2 separate regions of the Homo sapiens genome follow, and region 2 is linked to region 1. The links are chromatin contacts, found by Hi-C in ENCODE. All regions are on one chromosome and are shown on one strand. Each heading gives the region's core, a stretch centred on a gene start or an enhancer-like site at or near the end of the contact. The rest is flanking DNA. Distances are from core to core; before and after follow the strand shown. Region 1 holds the start of ABRACL (ABRA C-terminal like). Region 2 has its middle 72 kb from the start of LINC02941.

The links. A loop is a pair of places that touch in the nucleus more often than their neighbours do. Pooled maps may share reads with other maps.
Region 2: a loop to region 1 is called in a pooled map, with 5 times the contacts of the local background. The contact joins the enhancer-like site here to the promoter of ABRACL in region 1. A Hi-C loop is called at or near these places in 3 of 37 single-sample maps with no recorded cell type and 2 of 50 pooled maps.

What each region holds. Positions count from the first base shown.
Region 1 is chr6:139,027,283-139,030,108 of GRCh38, forward strand. It overlaps ABRACL (ABRA C-terminal like), which reads left to right and starts at 1,463. Exons shown (of 3, transcript NM_021243.3): 1 at 1,463-1,593. RefSeq lists silencers at 1,627-1,786, 2,047-2,416, 2,466-2,656 and enhancers at 2,310-2,604, 2,427-2,826.
Region 2 is chr6:139,902,480-139,905,305 of GRCh38, forward strand. No RefSeq gene overlaps it. Among named protein-coding and RNA genes, the nearest start is that of LINC02941, 72 kb to the right of the region's middle. RefSeq lists an enhancer at 1,095-1,214. Within about 2 kb of position 1,437, at least 4 of the 41 ENCODE cell types and tissues checked have a DNase peak (open chromatin) inside an H3K27ac peak, as active enhancers do.

The sequences.
Region 1 (2,826 bases), core at 213-2,712:
TCCTGCTTCGATAATTGCTAAATATATTTTTCTTGAATTATATATTTTTTGCCTTATGTCGACTGTGAAAGATATAAACTATAACTTCTCACCTTTCTTTTGGTGAGAAAAAAATAGGCCTCAATCATTTTGGTAACAATATAAAACAAGTAAAAGAAAAAAATAGGTCTGAAAAGATCTTGGAGTCACCTTAAACTTTATCTGCCATGAGACACTTAGAAGAATCAGACCTTTGTTGAAGATTACAGAACAGAGACTCCTTCAGTCACACCCAGGAGACAGGTATTCACCGTAAAGACTAGAATGAAGCGTGGGAAGTGGATGGATCCAGTGCAGCCCCAGGGAACTGAACACTCACATGCCCCTGGGAAGCAGGTCTTTGTTGCTCTCCTTCCATCACTTGGTCTCAGCTTGTCTTTGACTGGCTTCTACCACTTGTGCCTCCACCCAACCTGCTGCTACATTCTCCTGGTTTCTGCTTACTCAAATGTTTTGCATCCGAAGCCCATTTTGGCCCCTTCTGCCTTACCCTCTCTTAGCTCCAACCTTTCTCTTACATCAGACAGCTCCGTCTCTGCATTCTCCACTTTCCATTTCCAAGGGAGTGTCTGATTGGCTTACTAACTATCAGAGTCCGTGTTTGATGAGAACTGTTTGCTCCAGGTCACCTCACAGGATGATGACTACATCACGGATTGTGCGCTCTTGGGTCACGCGATCACTCTTAATTTAAATTAGCTGGGCTGGGGGTGGGGAGGGGGTAAGGAACGTTTTTTGTAGTTATTTGTGCAACCCCTGCTCTAGAAATAGTTTGGGTAACTGTTTCCTTTCCAAAAGGACTCTCTGGGTACGGTAAGCATCTCTCTCTCACACACGCATATATTAAAATAACAGTGACTAAAACAAAGGGAGCATGAATAAATTGAATTATGAAGTTAAATGTATGAAATAATGAATGAACAAGGGAAGAAACCGATACTGACCCAGGGTCAACAACTATCTATGTCCAAGTAAAATTTCTTTGCAGTCTGACAAATTGGCTTTCAAGATTGCATTTTGTTTTGCGAATTAAGCCATTTTTAAGTCATGAGTCGTAGTTTTCTGGAGGCCCCCGGCATCCGGAACCCATGAATGCCACGTTCTTTCTAGCAGCCTTCAGCAATTTGAGGGCGCTTTGTTTCTTACGTTGGGAGAGAAATCCATCAGGAAATCGACGCCCAGGATCAGATGCAGATCCTGGGATCCTTGGCTCTGAGTAGCACGGTGGAAAAGTGAGGTAATCCAGGCTCTGGGCCCGTTTTCCTAGGAGCCCAGGGCGCTTCACCTGTCTGCAGTCAGCCCCTTTCTTGGACGTCTCCTCCCCTGAGTTTCCTCCTCATAGGCTTGTCCCTGGGAGTGTGGGCGGCCCCTTTCTTGAGCGCAGAAACACTTACTTTTCCCCCTACCCTGCTCCTCCTCCTCCACAGCCGTCTTTCTCTTTGCCTCAGCCACTTCCTTCCTTGGCCTCACCCTCCCCAGTGCACTGAAGAAGGTAACCGGGTCCAGACCCACGCGGCGCCAGTTCTCCGGCGGGAAGGAAAACCGCGCAGAGAGGTGCGTGAGCGCCCGGGCAGATGTGGCTTAGGTAGCAGGGATGGACTGGGTGTCCGTGGTGCGCCGCCGGGCACCGCGGGCTGCGGTGAGAGTCGGGTCAGGAGGGGGCCGGGAGGGGGCTCAGGGCGCGCGGAAGCTGCGACCGGCTGGGCCGAGACCTCGCGGGTTGGGGTCCCGTGGGGCGCGCGCCGCCCACGCCCCCACCTCTCGGGTCGACTTCCGCACTCGGCTCACGTGACGTTTCGCCGGCCGGGGGCGGACTGGGAAGCCGGCAGAAATGGAACGATTTTTACCGCGGTGCGACGTGTCGGCTTTGCACTTGGCGGTGGTTCAGGAGCCAGTTCTGCAGAGCTGGGTGGGGAAGGGCTGGGGGCGAGAGGAGAGGCTGCCCCGAGGAACGTGGTGGCCTCAGGGCAGTGGACTCTGCAGCGCCGGAGGTGGGTGCGGCTCTGTGCGCTCCAGATCAGGGGGTGCAGAGTCGTGAGGGGACACCAGGGGCTCGTGGAGCCCGGGGCAGGGTCCGTTTTCGTCGCCCGGGTTGGGTGCTCGCTCTCGCGGCGCTTCGGGGCGCCCGGGCCACGGGGGAGGCAGACCCGCGGCGCCGGGCCGGGAGCTGCGGAGACAAAGACTTCCGGGACGCGGCCCTTCCCGGGCGCCAGCGGTGCCGCCCCGCCACGGGGGGCCCAGCCCCGCGCTCCCCAGCCCTGCACTGGTGCCGGCGGTGACCGTGTGATGATGGGCTGCAGGGCACGGGGTTAGGGGACCTCTACCAGGCAGAACCCCAAGCTGGTAGCAGAATGGCCAAATATGGAGTGAGCGCGCCCCAGACCGGAGGGAGTAAGGAGCCCAGTCACCCTTTGACCCGCACCAGCTGCTTGTCCGCGATTGCGAAGAAGGGCTGGGAAAACGTGCCCAGCCCGAGTGTGTAAAGTTGGTTCCTGATTCCGGACATACCTATTCCAGTAGGCTTTATTTCCTTGGATATTAGAAAATCTCCATGCATTGCCTCCAAACTTTTGAAAAATAACAATGCCCTGAGGGTCCTTAAATACATTCTAAAGTGTGTATTGGTGGTGAGTTTCGGGTTCTGCCCAGTCCTCCGACTTTCCGCTTCCTTTGTGTTTCCCACGCACAAAGCCGAAATCGATTCTGCGACAATTAGAGTGCCTGGCCGTCATCTACCTCGCCTTCCCTGGAGCCTTTTCCTGTCTTCTGGTCCAGCCGCTCACCATT
Region 2 (2,826 bases), core at 187-2,686, 880 kb after region 1:
GACAAAACTAAATAAACCAATTCTAGGGACACAAAGACAAGCCACAGGAAAGTCCTTAAATGTTTACTTTAAATCAATTTTATTAAGGTATACATAAACTATTAATACATCCACTCAGAGCATATGTATAAGGTTTTAGAAAACTGACCCAATGCAAATTATGTCCAAATAATGCCATCGTGATATGATCTTTTAAATTCTTCAGTACTTGGGATGGACGCACTTGGCCTATGCACCTCCTCTCTCTATAGGCTTCGTCTTAAAGACTTGTAACAGAAAGACAGAGATGATCCAAAATGTTGTGACATGGTTAGGCTTTGTGTCCCCAACCAAATCTCATCATGAATTGTAATCCCTATGTGTAGAGAGAGGGAAGTGATTGGATTATGGGGGAAGTGTCTTTCATGCTGTTTTCATGATAGTAAGTGAGTTCTCATGAGATCTGATGGTTTTATAAATGTCTGGCATTTCCCCTGCTTGTACTCTTTCTCCTGCCACTGGTGAGGAGGTGCCTGCTTCCCTTTCTGCCATGATTGTAAGTTTCCTGAGGCCTTCCCAGCCATGCAGAACTGTGAGTCAATTAAACCTCTTTCCTTTATAAATTACCTGGTCTCAGAGAAGCTCTTTACAGCAGTGTGAGAACACACTAAGACATGTTGTTAGAAAAATAGGCAATTTTCTACTTAATAATTCCTAAAAGTCTTCTTTATATAATATGTGATACCTAAATCTTTATCTAATATTTAAAATACTTCTTTAAAATGTTAATAATTCCTAAAATGTTTCTTTTTTAAAAAAAATGCCTAAAATGCTTCTTTGTCCCTCCCTGGGAAAATAATGTTTGTGAATTGACAAAACAAAATTGGAGCTCAGACCCAATTCAAGTCATACCTCAATCTTGAGGTCAGAGACACTCCCTCGATCCCAATTTAGAGGATCAAGAAATCTCAGGGGAATGTATTTCTCCAGATCTTCATGTATGCAGTAAAGGAGGGATCTTGATTGGGTCTTGGTAGGATCTTTTGGTTTGTCAACTGTTGACTCCTTAGAAGTTCACTGGAAATACCTGTTTATGAAAAAGAAAGAATACCACCATGACAAATCTTAGTAGTGTCTCAGAAGGTGAACTTCAAGGTAAGATATCAAATAGACTTTTAGGGCCTGGGCTAGGACTTTTTAAGTCAGATCTTGCAAGAAACAGTACTGGTTGGGATTGAAGAGAGTTTATTAGAGAATAGATTTAGACAAATGGGCTCAGAGAAGCCAGAGTCTTGAAGCTATTCATTATAAACAAGCTATTAGTCTTTATAAGTAACCTGTTTAGTTGGTTCAGTCTTATCTTTAAGAAACAAGTAGTTTCTGGAGCAAGTAGCTGAGTTAAATTTGCTTTGCTCTCAGTATTGTTTCAAATAGGTACAGAAAATTATATTGCTTTCAGTTTTCTTTCCCCTTTCCTCTCCATCCCCCCCACGGAACTTGTCTCAGGTTTTCAGAGTCGGACTGCTAGATTAGTACAATAAAAGTGTTGTGAAACTAGGGCTGTTGCAAGGACTTAGACCTCAAAGCCACTCTATTTGAGCTGCCAATAATAGGCCTTGTCCTACTGATTTCCAATTAAATTAGCTTTTAAAAACATGTTTATTGATTGACATACATACATAATTATAATGGACTATTTTCCATAAGTGATTATTTTAATGGACATTTGTGTTTTATGAACACATTAGCTACCTGACCAAATAGCAAGCAAGTTATCTTGAATTAATGCTGTAGGTTTCTTCCAACTACTAAGTAGGCAGGCTGGGATCCATTACTGTAGGCTGTCAGGGGAGAAAAGATGAATTGAGTTGATGGTGATGACATAATGAATGTGGCTTCAATGACACAGTGGCAAATGTTAAACTCACTCACTGTATGATGAAACCACATCATTAGAAACAATAGCAAGGGAGAAGGTAAATCAAGAAAGGAGACAAATCACTCACAATGCATGAGAATATCTGGAAGCTCCTCAATGCAGCATCCAGAACTTCACCATGGTTGAGGCACTAAGGAAATAAGTTTCTAAAAACAGTGGCTTTAAGGAGAAAAGAAATAATGACCACCAATTGAAACTAGGACACCCTAGGGTCATATCCAAAGAAGTGGAAAATGTAGGGTATGTTAGTAAACAGGGAATTTCAGCCATTACGTTTGTTTTATCTAGAGCTAGAGACTACTATTATTGTCACCTATAGTTATTTGAGCTCACTGGTGCCAGGTAGGTGGAAACCAGAGAGACAAAGGTCACATTCACAGAAAAAAATTGGACTGTTATAAGTCTTAGGGCATGTCAAGCACATTATGATCACAATGCATTAAGAACAGGCTTATCTGACCCATGAACAAGCACCATGGCAAAATCTGAGAGCTGATTTAAGCAACACTTGAGCTGTGGGAGTAAACCAAAATGTATAAAGACAGTATCATTTCCATGAACTCATTAAAAATGACTTCATTTGAATTTTAATTTTGGAATTGAATCTTAAAAAAATTACATCTCAATTTATAAAATCACAAAGGTAATGGCACTATAAACTTCTACTTGCTTTTCACGTGTTTCAGTACTTTCTAATAGAAATCACCAGCCCTAGAAATTTCAGGAACTGTGAAGGCTGCTAGGGAGCAGGTAGTTTTATCAGTTTCAGTAAAGTTGCACTTGTGCAAATGTTGGGTAAACAGTTTGGGCCAATTTTACTTGGATAAAAGATACAATGTGCCCTCCAGGTGATTCCTTTCTCTGGGACTGGGAGAGCATCTGCTAATGATACCAAGTCTTGAATATCT